Regions from separate parts of the Homo sapiens genome. Here all the other regions are linked to region 4. A link is a contact called in ENCODE Hi-C or POLR2A ChIA-PET data. All regions are on one chromosome and are shown on one strand. Each heading gives the region's core, a stretch centred on a gene start or an enhancer-like site at or near the end of the contact. The rest is flanking DNA. Distances are from core to core; before and after follow the strand shown.

The links. Hi-C counts contacts between places; a loop is a spot of excess contacts on that map. ChIA-PET counts read pairs that join two places held with the same protein, here RNA polymerase II (POLR2A). Pooled maps may share reads with other maps.
Region 1: a loop to region 4 is called in a map of ascending aorta, with 5 times the contacts of the local background. The contact joins the promoter of SLU7 here to the promoter of THG1L in region 4. A Hi-C loop is called at or near these places in 3 of 168 maps with a recorded cell type or tissue (CD8-positive, alpha-beta T cell, ascending aorta and naive thymus-derived CD4-positive, alpha-beta T cell), 1 of 37 single-sample maps with no recorded cell type and 11 of 50 pooled maps. POLR2A ChIA-PET finds 5 or more read pairs at or near these places in 2 of 52 experiments (AG04450 and activated CD4-positive, alpha-beta T cell).
Region 2: a map of naive thymus-derived CD4-positive, alpha-beta T cell shows a loop between it and region 4 (15-fold over the local background). The contact joins the promoter of LARP1 here to the promoter of THG1L in region 4. A Hi-C loop is called at or near these places in 5 of 168 maps with a recorded cell type or tissue (B cell, CD4-positive, alpha-beta T cell, CD8-positive, alpha-beta T cell and 1 more) and 10 of 50 pooled maps. POLR2A ChIA-PET finds 5 or more read pairs at or near these places in 1 of 52 experiments (K562).
Region 3: a map of CD4-positive, alpha-beta T cell shows a loop between it and region 4 (4-fold over the local background). The contact joins the promoter of PWWP2A here to the promoter of THG1L in region 4. A Hi-C loop is called at or near these places in 4 of 168 maps with a recorded cell type or tissue (CD4-positive, alpha-beta T cell, CD8-positive, alpha-beta T cell and naive thymus-derived CD4-positive, alpha-beta T cell), 1 of 37 single-sample maps with no recorded cell type and 10 of 50 pooled maps.

Annotation. Positions count from the first base shown.
Region 1 is chr5:160,417,723-160,421,046 of GRCh38, reverse strand. SLU7 (spliceosome associated SLU7) reads left to right here and starts at 1,966. Exons shown (of 16, transcript NM_006425.5): 1 at 1,966-2,024. RefSeq lists enhancers at 1,555-1,624, 1,635-1,754, 2,205-2,254.
Region 2 is chr5:154,753,824-154,757,392 of GRCh38, reverse strand. LARP1 (La ribonucleoprotein 1, translational regulator) reads right to left here and starts at 2,016. Exons shown (of 19, transcript NM_033551.3): 1 at 1,200-2,016. The coding sequence starts at 1,635. LOC112267936 (a long non-coding RNA gene) reads left to right here and starts at 2,373. Exons shown (of 2, transcript XR_002956231.2): 1 at 2,373-3,569. RefSeq lists an enhancer at 1-18 and silencers at 939-1,048, 1,329-1,408, 1,449-1,858, 1,899-2,238, 2,489-2,638.
Region 3 is chr5:160,117,006-160,120,725 of GRCh38, reverse strand. PWWP2A (PWWP domain containing 2A) reads left to right here and starts at 1,276. Exons shown (of 2, transcript NM_001130864.2): 1 at 1,276-1,921. The coding sequence starts at 1,338. RefSeq lists silencers at 1,151-1,200, 1,361-1,460, 1,561-1,740, 1,861-2,280 and an enhancer at 1,225-1,724.
Region 4 is chr5:157,730,070-157,733,270 of GRCh38, reverse strand. It overlaps THG1L (tRNA-histidine guanylyltransferase 1 like), which reads right to left and starts at 1,851. Exons shown (of 6, transcript NM_017872.5): 1 at 1,640-1,851; 2 at 227-403. The coding sequence starts at 1,830. RefSeq lists an enhancer at 1,575-1,934.

The sequences.
Region 1 (3,324 bases), core at 717-3,216, 2.7 Mb before region 4:
CCTGTTTCTATAGTAAAATGGAATACATTGAACAACTACAAGATGAAGATATAAATTAAAACATAAGGCTGACCTGTGTCATTCAAACTCCGCTTCCCACAGTTCACCATATATGCATTTTAAGCTGCAGATCAGCTGAGAGAGAGGAGTTGATTCCATATTACTCTTTCACGAAAGGCTTGACACTATACCTGACATAGACATGGTTCTCAATATATGCCAGTTCATCATCTCTTTTTCCCTGGCATTTCAGGACCAATATTGATTGAATGATTCATTCATTCACAAATATTTATTGAATACCTATTAAATGCTGGACATTATACTAGGTTATAAGAAAAGAGCCTAACTTAAGGTGAAGAAAAGAGGAAAGACAGAAAAATATGCATACCTTTATTGTCCCTTCACTGTTCTTTTTCCTTTATCCCCATCCTTTATTTCCTCCTGTATCTCCTAAATTTTACATCATCATATTATATTATCAGCACTCAAAGTGTTAATTTTTAAGACTAAATCTGCACAACACCTATAGCTTCCAAGTGGGGATTCTCTATCTACAGAGGTTTTGAGGTGCAAGGTTTGTCTTAGGATGTCTTCTTTTTTTCACCAACAGAAAGCATTGTTTCTCCTAAGGTCATGCAGCAGCTGTAAACCATAACCACCCTCTCTGAATAACCACTGTTTTCTTACTAATGATGCCCTCAGACCAGCTTTGCTATTCCTATTACTGGAAATACTCAATTGCTAAACCACCCTCACTCATAACAGCACTTAGTCCCTAATCAGTTTCTCCCAATCCTTCTTTACAAACAGCAACCCATCCAGAACCAATCCCGGCTTTCCTAGACCTTCCTCAGAACCCTCCAGAGGGACCTCAAGTCTTAGAAAAGATTCAACTGTCTTGTCCTGCGCTTTCTGATTCCTCTTCGAGATGCGCTCTCCTGGTGGTTTTGGCTAATTAGGCCTTAACACTCCTAAGCAAATTTCAGGAATATTTTTAAGTGGAAAAAAACAAAGCCTGAGTGATTCATAGACTCTATTCACTTTCACGCTAGTCTCTGACACTGTTTCTTCATCTACTGCCCTGTAAAAGCAAAATTAATATTTATGTTCCTAAACTCCAGGTATTGCAAATTCTTAATACGAAAAAAATAGATTCTATTATGTTGGGCTATTTTATTGAGGCAGGAATGGTAGCTACTTTTACTTTTACATTCAAAAAGGATACACGTTATGGGGGGGAGGGGGAGAACAACCAGAATAGAAAGCACAAAGAAAAAAAAAAATCACAAGAAATTCTACCACGAAAATTAGTTTATTTTCCAGTGTTTTATTTCACATGTATACTTTTAAAGAAGGGATGGGATAGCATAGATACTGTTTCTCCAAAATGGAAATTGTCGTATTTTTTTCTAATGATAACATGCCTTATGTTCTCACAGCACCTGGTATTCTTTTCATAGCAACTTTTCACAGCTGCTAAATCTGAATAGTTGTTTCGGTGTCTTTCGCACTCTGATGTAAATCTGAGGGAAGACACTGTTCACCAAATCCCCAGCATGTTACACAGCCTGGCTACTAATTAGTGCCAAGTTTAACTGCTTTTTTTTTTTTTTTAAGCTGATACGTCACCAACTTCCCCATTCATTTCATAGTCCCCTGGTGAGGCTTAAGCTCTTGTCTGTTCTGGTCTTTTTTTTTTTTTTTTAACTTCCTAAAATTCTCCGATTCTAAAAGAAAGCTCCTAAATAGAAGCCAAAAAGTAGCCGCCCAACTTGAAACTCCCCACAAGCCGGGTAAATAGCGCGATACGCAGCAGCTAGAGTTCTCGCGTTTCCCACGGCGCAGGAGCACTGGAGGGCCCCCCTCCGCCCCCGGCCCCGCCAGGAAATTAGTGCGCATGTGCCGGTCATCCGGAAGTTACCGCAGTGGCCGCCGGAATTAGGCGAAAAGCCGGAAGTAAACATTACGAGATTGGCTTGGATTCTGTCGGATGGACTTGGGGCTAGCTGCGGCGGGGCTGGGTAAGAAAATATTGTTAGAACTTGCGGGCGACGGGGAGTTGGGGAACCTGAGAAAATGAGTCGAAGGCTCCTAATTATTGGATATATCTTCACGGGGGTGATGAGCCCTCAGGTGTTGAGGGAGCGAGGACGGGGGACCGAAAAGCCACTGTCCTGAGACCCATTCATGGCACTCGTGCCCTGCCAGGCCAGGCCTGCGTCTTCAGGGAAACAGTCGGGATAACTATGAGAGTGTCGCCTTTGTGGCGGTGCCTCGAAGACCTTGAGCAATCCCCGGACTGCGAGCAGGGAAAGCTGCTTCCAGTACCCAAATTGACAGACTGTATTTCCTCGCCAGAAAAATTTACTTGAGCTTCAGTTTTTCCTGTTAAGTCGAGATGATCCGACTTCAGTGGGGTATCATGCGGGTATAAATGAAAACATCTATGTAAGTAAAGCGCTAAACAGTGTCTTACGTAAGCCCTCAGTAAGTGGGAGCTATTACTGTTTTTAGTTGGAGAAAATAGGTCCCTCCACAGCGACGGAAACTAGTGCGTACAACTTGGTGACTATAATACTTTATTCAGTTTTAGTTTTTAATATTTTAGGCCCAGAAGCCAATGTTCTGTGGACAAGTATAACATACTGGTTTAGAGAACTGACTTTGGAGTCAGAGTTGTGTTTGAAGTCCTTATTTCTTACTACAATGTGTTCTTGGCTGAGGATCTTACCTCTCAGAACCTGTTTCTTCACTGTAAAATGGTGTTCATCAGACCTATCTACTGGGCTTATTGTGAAGATTAGATGAGGTGATACACGGTAGGCTCGAGAAATGGTAGCTGTTTTAATAAAGATTAAATTTACCGTTGTTGTGCTTCTCTTCGCAGTATATTTAGGCCATCAGTTTATATGTTACACAAATATATGTGGAGGTTTTCTATAGGTCAGACATAGAAGAGAACACCTTTGAGAAGCATCGTAGACCCCCAGGCATTGAGCACTTTCCACTGGGAAAGAGCTTGTGTAAAGGCCCAGTGTCTACAGGGAGCACGGTTTGTTAGAGGAACTAGAGGAACTACAAGAAGGTCTATGTAGTTAGTAGAGAAGGAAGCGGGGATAGTTGTAATGGTGAGGCTGGAAGGTAGGCAGGTGCCAGACCATGGTGGACCGTGTAGGTGTGTTAAAAAGATGTCAGTTTTTAGAGTACGAATGATAAAATCCTTTGGAGCGTCATTTTTTTTTTTTTTTTTTTGAGACGTAGTCTAGCTCTGTCGCCCAGGCTGGAGTGCAGTGACGCAATATCAGCTCACTGCAATATCGG
Region 2 (3,569 bases), core at 767-3,266, 3.0 Mb after region 4:
GATCTATTCTCGGCAAAGGCAATGCAAGAGCAGACTCCATATTCTGCACCGCCTCTCCCCCCACGCTGACACGGCTCTGCTGGGATTTCCTGCACCCCTTACCTCCCCCCGGAAAGGGGCACGGTCCAAAAGGACCAAAACGCGGAGGAGGGAGAGGGAGGACTCGCGGAGCGCCGGTCGGCAGTCACATGCCGCTCCCCGCGCGGGGAGGCACCACGTTGTCCCGGCTGCAGAGGAATGCTGGGAAGGGGGGACGCGCACACACCCGCGCCGCGCACACGCACACTCGGGCCGCGCCGCGGGCCCGCACCCTCCTGCCACCCCCAGCGCCGCGGCCCGCACCGAACGCCGAGGCCGAGCGGCCCGCGGGCCGCCGGCGCGGCGCATGGCGCCCAACTGTCACCCGCCCGCCCAGGCCGGCCACTCCCTCCCCCGCCGCCACACGCCCCTCAAGTCGCCGCAGGCCCCTCACCCGCCTCACATTTTCCGCCAACCTCCTAACTGGCTCCCCCAGCACACTCGCCATCGGGCTCCTTCTTAAGGCGGAAGGTGCCCGGGATCGGGGAGGGAAACCACCGAATTCGATGACACGATGGGTTTCTTCTCCCCACAACTGACCCCTCAACCCGTCTCCAAATGGCGATTCTAAAGCCCAATTTCATCTCCCCGAGAACAAAACTTGTTAACTTTTAATCCCCGCATCCGTGCGGCCAGCATGTACTCCGCGCCGGGCACTGGGTTGCCCGTGACATATGCTCATTAAACATTTACAACATGGGGACGCTCGCAACGCTACCAAAACGGGGAGCGCCGGGCGGGGTGGGAAGAGGGGCTTCCAGAGGAAGGTTCAAACCAGAAACCGTCTCTTACACCAGCATGCGGTGGGGATCGTTTCACTGAAACCAGCGCCCACCCTCTGCCGACGAGGTAGGCCCGAACCACACCGTTGCCCACTAACCGCTGCGGCCCAGGCGGTGGCCGTAGCCTCCCGGAGGCCGGGCCCTCGGGCAGGGGCAGGTCCCTGAGTGTACGGTGGGGGGGAGGGCGCGGCGACCAGGATCAACCAGGAGGCAATTTTAAAAAGTCCCGAGTCACCATGACCGGTAGCAGACCCCGGGGCCCTGGAGGTGCTGGGGGAGGGGACTCCCATGTCCCCGGAAGAGGCCCCCGGACCCAGGAGGGCAAGGAGGGAGACCCACCTGGGGGGGACTGTCCGTTCACGGTGGTCAGGACCGGCGGCAATGCGTTCTTAGTCCACGGGTTCACCTTGGGCGGGGGGGCTTCCACGAAGTCCCGGCGCCCCGCGCCCGCGGCTCCGGCAGCTCCTCCGCCAGCGCCTGGCTCGCCGCCGCCCTCCTCCCCGTCGCTGATGGCCGGGCCTTCGGCGCCGGGCAGCTGCAGCGGCCGCGGGCTCTCGCGCTCCTGCTGCCCGGTGCCCTCCTTGTGCGGCTTGGCGCAGGGCGGCCGGGGTCTCCGAGCGCTGCCGTCCGGCTCCCCCCCGCGGACGTCGTTTGGCCCGGGCTCGCCCTTGCCCTCGGGCGCCGGCGGCGGCTTCTTCCTCACCAGCCCCCCGTGCTCTTCGGCCTGCAAGAGCGTGGCGCCCCCAGGCAGCAGCGGCTCCACCTGAGTGGCCATCTGCGCGCCCGCCCCCCCGGAGAAGCCGGGCGCGCCCGAGGCTGCCTCCCCCGCCTCGAACTTGGCTAGCAGAGCGCCCGCGACGCCTTCCTCCGGGGCGCTGGGCCCCAGTCCCTGCAGAGAAGGGTCGGGGTTCACGCGAGGTGCGGCCCCCTCCCAGTTAGATGCAGCCGCCGTAAATCCGAGGCCCACTAGCGGGGCGGGGGGGGAGGAAGGCCCCCCACTCTGCAGTCCAGGCCTCCTAGGCGTGCGTCCCCCCCCGCCCGTTCCTCGCAAGACGCCCCCACCCCGAGCCCGGCAGGCTTCTAGTCCCGTCCCTCCCTCCCCCCCGCCCCCGGGGCGGCCCGGGCTTCCCGGCTCGGGGGCTGCAGCAATATGGACGGACGGGGGAGAGGCGCGGCGAGCCAAGCAGACCACGCGATCCGCGGCAGGCGGCGGGCGGGCGCGCGCCTCACGACGCGGCGGGCGAGGGGAGGGGACGGCGCAGCGGGGGCGCGCCGCTGGCCGGGCCCTGGGCGACGGGCGGGCAGGAGGCGGCGGGACGGCGCGCGCACGGCTACGCGGTCCTGCCCCTCGCCCCGCCCCTCGTCTCCGATTCCTCAGAGCACCTCCCGGGCTGGGGGTAGGGACGCTCAGACCGGACGGGGGCGAGCACGTGCCTGATGCAATTCGGGAGTTGTCGGTGGGGGCGCTGACGGGGATAGGAGAGAAGGCTGGGCGAGGAGGGGAGGTATCTTAAAGGGCCAGCGCGTGAGAGCGGCCTCAGGTGGAGCACATGGGACCCGGCCACGCGGCCTGCCGGGCCTGCTCGTGCTCTTTAGGCTGGGTGTCAGATTCAGGGGAAGGAGCCATTAGTGTCATTCCTGACTTCTAGGAGGCCGAAGGGAGGACCCTCATCCGCCCCGAGGACGCGCCAACGCCGCCCCCTCCCCTGTGCCCGGCGGGCCTGGCCCCTTCGGTCCCCGCCCGGGTGACCTTGGTTGGGTGAGCCGTCCGCACCTCAGTGGGTTGTGCTCCGCGCCTCGCCGCCGCTGGGCCTGGCCTCGACACTACCCGGAGATGGGTTCAACTCCGGGCCTGGAAAGCGAGTCTTTAGCCCTTGCGGGCAGCCGGCGCCTAGGAAGTGGGAACGGAATTACTAAAGCCCTCACCCAGGCCAGGCCCTTCTCCCCGCCGCGAAACCTTGTATTTATGGGCAGGAAATGTCTTTTCTTTCAAGTGGATGTCGTTTTTTTTCTAAAGAATTGCTTTGGGCGGAGTTGAACCGTCCCTGGATTGGGACTTCTGAGATCTGAGATTTTATCCTGGCCCTGCCCCCTTACCATCTCTGCAGCAGTGACTTCCAGCTTCGTGGGCCTCAGTTTCTCTATTGTAAAATGAAGGAGCAGTGTATGACAGCAGTTTCAAACTTCAGTGTACATTCGATTCAATACTTACTGACCTCGTACTGTGGGGGCCTTGCAGGGTTCTAGGAAACGGGTTTGGTATAAACTAGGCTAACAAAGTCCCTATCCTCATGGAATTTATTCTAAGGTGGGGAAAGAGACAATAAACAAGTAATAAATTATTGTCTAGTATCTATGAAGACAATAGTTAAACTGTGGTAATCAGTTAGACTAGATGGGCTACTTTTGTTTGGGTGATAAGGGAAGACTTCTTTGAACGCAGATGCCAAAGTATTAGGAATCAGGCTCGGTCTGGGACTGGACCCAGAAATCTGCGTGTCTAGCAAGATCCCTTTGGTGCTTATGACTTCACTTGGAGAAGTCCTGGCTTCTGACTGGCTGTGATCCCACGTGCTCACATAACATAACAGCCTGGAATGTTGGCCATCTCCAAAACAAGAATTAGAGCACACGACCTGCTGGATCTAGGAGAAGACTGAATGAAAAGCCTCTTGGAACTGCCCCAGCCAGCAAAGCTGAGCTGTAGGA
Region 3 (3,720 bases), core at 27-2,526, 2.4 Mb before region 4:
AGATGATATGCTATAGTGTTTGTATTAGTGCCTGGTACATGGTACTCAAAAGACACTAGCTGTAATTATTCTTCAGGACTTTATTTTTTTTACTTTCATTGCTAGCAGTTTTTCTACCCTCTCTCCTGCAGGCATTCTCCCAGAAAAAAGGCTGACTCTGTGGTGCCATTTGAGAGAAATAGGTTCAGTAGATTCTTCCAGAGATGACAAACGAAAAGACTTGATGTGGAAGTAAGAGAAGTAGGGGCGTCAGGACACTGAAGTGAGAGATCTTTTGTTCTCGTGGCATTGGAGAAGCCAGGAAAGAAAAAGGCTTTAGCAGGGACCAGGTGCGTCCACTTTGCAAGTGGATTTGGAGAGAACAAGCAGTGTTCACATATCAGTCCAGCAATGTCTCAAGACTCCTTCCTGGAACAGTCATCAGTTTAATCCAGTGAGGATGGTGTCTCTCTTCTTTCATGAGCATTTTCCTATTTCTGAAATATTAATAAATAGGTGCTTTGTTCCTAGGAAGTGGAGAGAAGTCAAGGAAAATACTCATCATACTCCTAGAAGTCAAGGAAAATACTCCTCGTACTCCTCATGGCCGCTGGAGCCCGCTGCTATGAGGTTATGGAGAACGTCTTGAACATTCCATTCCCCAGCACCTAGTGCAGTGACTAGCATAGTAGGCACTCAAAAAGTGTCTGTAGGATTGTATTTCAAACTTTAGTTGTCTTTCCCAAAGAAGCCTGTCGTGCCCACACGCGGCCGCAAGAAGTCCGCGCCTAGAAATAACATTTATTCTAAGGATCTCTGCGCAGAGATTCTTGGGAAGCGGTTCCCCTCCCGCATTCCCTTGTTACTCCTCCCCTCGGCCGCCTTTGAAAGAAGTGGCACGCCACATGATTCCATCCTTTCTCCCACCTCCAAAGACCTGGCTGATAATGGGCAGGAGCGTAGGCCAACCATAAAACTTTATTTCCTCTTCCAGCCAATAGCAAGAGGCGATGAGTATATGGCTCCTCTTTTGTGACTTCCCCCGCCCCCTTTGATTCCGCCCCCTATTCCTCCACTCAGATTCCACACTTGACAACACATCTGGCCAATGAGAAGTTCCTACTCTGCGTGGGAAGGATGGACTGACTAGATGATAGACGTCCATCCCTGGCCAATGGAATATCAAAAGTGCGGGAGGGGTGTAGAATGCAACCAATGGCGAGGTGCCAGAAACGAGCATCAGGGAAAGGGCGGGACGAAAGTGTTCGCGGGAGGGAGGGGAAGGCCCAGGGAACCAAGCAGCGCTGTCGCCGCCGCCGCTGCAGCCGGAGTTGGAGGAGGGAGAAGCTAGGAAGAAAATGGCGGCCGTGGCTGCAGAGGCGGCAGCGACTGCAGCGTCCCCCGGGGAGGGGGGCGCCGGCGAGGCCGAGCCGGAGATGGAGCCCATCCCCGGCAGTGAGGCCGGCACTGACCCCCTCCCGGTCACGGCCACTGAAGCGTCTGTGCCGGATGGCGAGACTGACGGGCAGCAATCCGCTCCTCAGGCCGACGAGCCGCCGCTCCCGCCGCCACCGCCGCCGCCGGGGGAGCTCGCCCGCAGCCCAGAGGCGGTGGGGCCGGAGCTGGAGGCTGAGGAGAAACTGTCCGTTCGGGTGGCGGAGTCGGCGGCAGCCGCGCCTCAGGGAGGGCCGGAACTTCCACCTTCTCCTGCATCGCCGCCGGAGCAGCCCCCGGCTCCCGAGGAGCGCGAGGAGCCGCCGCTGCCTCAGCCCGTAGCCCCGGCGCTCGTGCCGCCGGCGGGCGGGGACTCCACGGTGTCGCAACTGATCCCGGGCTCGGAGGTGCGGGTCACGCTGGACCACATCATTGAGGACGCGCTTGTCGTGTCGTTCCGCTTCGGGGAGAAGCTCTTCTCCGGGGTCCTCATGGATCTGTCCAAAAGGTACCGCGCCCGCCCCCAGCACCCTCCGGTCCGCTGGGTCCCCAGGGAGGGAGTGAGCCCGGGCGGCCCCCTCTCCCCGAGCCCTCGCTTCCCCGCTGCCCGGGGCCCCGCCCTCTGGTCCTGCGCGGCGCGTGGCGCGCGCTCCGAGTGGGGCAGGCGCGCGAGACCGGGAGAGGGCGGTCCCGGCCCCAGGTGGGCGCCTGCGGGGCAGGTGTGCCACCAGGTGGGAGGGTGCAGGTGCAGATGGGCTCACAGGTCTCACCCCTCACGCCTGGTCTTCTTCTGCGACTTGGCCTGGAGTCACCGTCACTGGGCGGGTGGGTTAATGCAAGATGCAGATGGATTTTTGCAGAGAACGGAGTGTTGGACGGGGGGACGGGGGGGCGGGGGGCATTGCTTGCGAGGAGGCACTTGTCTGTCCTCTAACGTTTAACTTTAGCGGGATTGGAGAAAGGGGTGTGTACATTGGGGTTCCCAAAAGGTTACCTGTCACTCCTTACAGGGGGAAGAGCATTTGTTAAAATGAACCTTTTAACTGTAATTCTTACGGTTAGAAGTCATTCCCGTTAGGTTAACCATTCAACAGAGAAGCATATTTTGCTAATTTTAATGATAGTTTAAGAAAAGTTTAAAGAAGAGATTGGAGATTTTTAAAAAATCCTTTAATGTCAAGGTGGTGTAGCATAAAAATGTTCAAGTAACTTCTAACACCTGGGATTCAGTTTATGTATTAAGGACAAGAAGGTTGAGTTCATCTACAAATTTGGCTTAACCACATTTTCATTTTTTGATTTAAAATGTTTTTGGGCTCTGCTTTCAACAGGGGAAGAGAACCTGTTCTAAGTCTGGAGTTAACCTTTTTATTCTCTTCTTTTGCAGATATGAAGTGCAGAGACTCCCATTCACGGCTTTCCATTCTGTTTCCTGCAACAGCACACGCTCTGATCGTATCTCACCTGTTTGCAATGGCTTATTAGTATGTTTTACTCTTAAACTTGCTTGCTCTCCCATCAAGACCCAGGAATCCTTCTTTCCCATTTGGGGAAAAAAGCCATTTAAAATTTCATATTGAAGTATGGTGTTTGAGGGGAAAGATGAGAGCAGTTATTCTGTATTATTTAATCTCAAATATCTTTTTTTTTTTTTTTGAGACGGAGTCTCACTCTGTCACCCAGGCTGGAGTGCAGTGGCGCCATATCGTCTCACTGCAACCTCCGCCTCCTGGGTTCAAGCGATTCTCCCGCCTCAGCCTCCCAAGTAGCTGGGACTACAGGCGTGCGCCACCATGCTGGTCTAATTTTTGTATTTTTTAACTAGAGCCGGGATTTCACCATGTTGGCCAGGCTGGTCTTGAAATCCTGACCTCAGGTTATCCACCCGCCTCAGCCTCCCAAAGGGCTGGGATTACAGGCATGAGCCGCCGTGCCCGGCCTCAAGTATCTTTTTTAAAAATAATTTTGGATTAGGGCATTTGCACTTCTGTTTATGTTTGTTTGTTTACTTATTTAATAGAGACAGGGTCTTGCTGTGCTGCCTAGGCTGGTCTCAGACTCCTGGGCTCAAGCGATCCTACTGCCTTGGCCTTCCAAAGTGCTGAAATTACAGGCGTGAGCCACTGTGCCCGGCCTGCACTCCTGTTTTCATAATTAGAAAGCAGAATAAGGTGAGTGTGCTTTCTATTGATGTATTTTATTTATTTATTTATTTATTTATTTTTGAGACAGAGTTTCGCTCTTGTTGTCCAGGCTGCAGTGGTACAATCTCTGCTCACTGCACCCTCCACCTCCCTGGTTCAAGTG
Region 4 (3,201 bases), core at 602-3,101:
AACCAATCTTATGGGGCATGTGGGGAAAGAATCAGATAAAAGAGGCACACAGAATGCTCGGCTATCAGATGGAAGTACAACAATCTAAACAGGAAATATACATGTACTCTGCAGTTACAAATACTGCAGACATCATCTGTAGCCTGTAAGTCTGCGATTAAGATAAACAGAAAACCAGATGCTGGGAGGAAATATTCTGAAGAAAGGAGTTAGGTCATGGAATTACCTGGCTCTTCTTTTAAACCAATTGGTTTTCCGCTTGAACACAAAGCTGTACTCATCACTCTGTCCATACGCGATCACAATATCCTCTAGTTCTTCCATCACAGTCTGCGCACATTTGGTCATCAGCTGGAGAGCACGGCTGTCATTGGGTTTTGCAAAGTTGTGCTTCTCAGCAAACCTTCACAGGGGAAAAAGGGAAGAAAGCATGGATGGAAGCCTGTCATTAACAACACGCTCTGTTGCTAGATAACAGAGGCTGTTTGGAGGAAGATAATGTAATAGCACTGTGAACTCAAATGCTCAACTAGCCACAACCTGATCCATTTTCTTAAGAACTTAGTTTTTTTCCTGCCCTGAAATTGAGAAAGCCAGACAGAAATGCTAAGCCTCAACTCTCCTTTCTGTGAAATGGGAATAAAAGAATATTTACCTCATTGGGTTGTCCTGAAGATTAGGGAGAAGATAAAAGTAATCATACCTAGCTCCTAGTAAGTGCTCAATAAATGTTAGTTATAATAATCATTAACAATGCAGCCCTCTTCAAAGATTAAATTCCCATCTTTCTGTTATATTTCTTTCTCCCCCTCCCTCTTTTTCTGAGACAGGGTCTTGCTCTGTCACCCAAGCTGGAGTGCAGTGTCCAATCACCGCTCACTGCAGCCTTGACCTCCCAGGCTCAAGCGATCCTTCCACCTCAGCCTTCCCAGTAGCTGGAACTACATGTGTGCACCACTGCGCCGGGCAAATTAAATTTTTTCTTTTTCTTTCTTTCTCTCTTCCTTCTTTCTCTCTCTCTCTCTCTTTTTTTTTTTTTTTTTTTTTTTTTTTTTGTAGTGGCGGAGTTTCACAAACAACAACCACAGAAAAAACAAAACAAAAACAAAAACTTGGTCTCCAACTCCTGGCCTTAAGTGATCCTCCTGCCTCCCGCGCCCAGCCTTCTCTTTTTTTCTGACTCTCTGTTGAATCTAGTCCATGTGGCCTGTTACTGATAATGAAGCACAGACGTTAAGTATTGCCCACAAGCAAGGCTTACACAGACTTCTGAACAGTCAGCATTCAAAGATATCTAACAGAATAGCTAGGCAATTGGCTTAAGAGCTTAAATATTGTGCATGAGAGTGACTTTTAACAACAGGTCCTTGCTAACAAGTCTCTGTTCACTTAACACGGGCACTCCAAGCCAGATCCTCATCACGGGAGCACATCGCCCATTCAATTACGCTAACAGCCAGCGTTCAGGCACTGTCCTAGCCAACACGCAGGGCGGGGCAATGCTCCATGCTGCGCACTCATTGGCTACCGCGTTACCCTGGTAACCGTGACTGGAGCGGGCGGGAGGACTTGCAAGGGAAGAAGCTGGATTCCCCGGAAGCGCTGGCGCATCGCGACGCCCCGAGTCGAGCTCGCTCACCGATGGAAATTCCGGCCGTCCAGCCGCACTACCACCCAGCAGTGTGCCAGGCAGGTGTCGTCAGCCTCGAAGTCCCTCACGTACTCGAACTTGCTTTTTGCCATGGTCGCCCCCAATCTCAGGTACCGTCTCAGAGTGATGGAAATGGTGGCCAAGGAATCGTGAACCTTAACTTTACAGGCGCCCCACATTCTACACGCGGAAAGGAAAGGGCCAGATAGCCCCGCCCCGGAAGTGTTCTCTTCGCGGCTACTCTAGCCGTAGGGCAGTCATAGTCTCTCTCGCCTCTCCCTGTAGTTCTTAACCTCCCAGGCAAAGAGGATGGAGGTTTAGGTTCCTCCGTTAGCACCTTCCACGCTTGCTTCTTCCTCCTCCCGTCCTGCGGCAAATCAGTCTCACGAGGTTTTTAAAAATTATTTTTTATCTGCTGGTCTTGACTTACTGGCAAAAGCAATCAGTGTCCCCGTTAGTGCCCAGATCAAAATCATACCCCAACCTAAAAAAAAAAAAAAAAAAAAAAATTCTTTTTCTGGTGTTTGAAGGTGTAGCTGTGATGTTTCCCCTTTTCTTAGTGGCATTTATTAACTTGTAGAAAATCTGGAATACACCAAAACTATAGTTAAGAAAATTAACACTTTGTTTCTCCGTCTTTCCCATCAAAGCATTGTGGATGGTTCCTTTCAGTCTTTTTTCTTTTTGTGTATGTAGGTTTACACAGGGAATGCACAAGATTGGAATTATTCGCCTATACAATGTTTATATATTTTTCCACTCAGCTTGAGCATTTGCCAGTATCATCAATTATTCCAAAGTGTGATTTTTAAAAGAAAAATGGACTCAATATTCCAACATATGGGTATACTAAATTGATTTATTCAACTTTTTCACCATTAAATAATCACAGAACCAGTGTTTGATATCTTGTTGCTGGTGGATAATAGTAAAAATAAAATCCTAATATTTGTGTCATACTTTGTGATTTACAAAGCTCTTTCAAATTCATTACCTACTTACTTACTTTTTTTTTTTTTCCATCCTCAAGAAAGATATTCAGGCCAGGCACGGTGGCTGACGCCTGTAATCCCAGCACTTTGGGAGGCAGAGGCAGGAGGATTGCTTGAGTTCAGGAGATTCATACCAGCCTTGGCAACGTAGCAAGACCCCTGTTCCTACAAAAAAGAAAAAAAATTATCCAGGCTTAGTAGCCCATGCCCGTAGTCCTAGCTATGGGAGGATGAGGTGGGAAGATACTTGAGGCCAGGAGTTCGAGACTGCAGTGACCCATCATTAGCCACTGCACTCCAGCCTTGGTGACAGAGCAAGAATCTGTCTCTAAAGAAAAAGAAAAATATTCAAACAATATAAATCCTTTTATATGTAGCAAAAAGTCTCTCACTGACTCCTAACAACATACTTTAGGCAGTTACTGTTACCAGTTTTTTGTGTATCCATACAGGGATCTATATCAGTATGTGTGTATATCCTCATAATAGTACCACAAATGGTAGTCATCACTCCTTTGATGCTCAGAGTAACATCAGAGGGATGCAAAAGAGGAACTG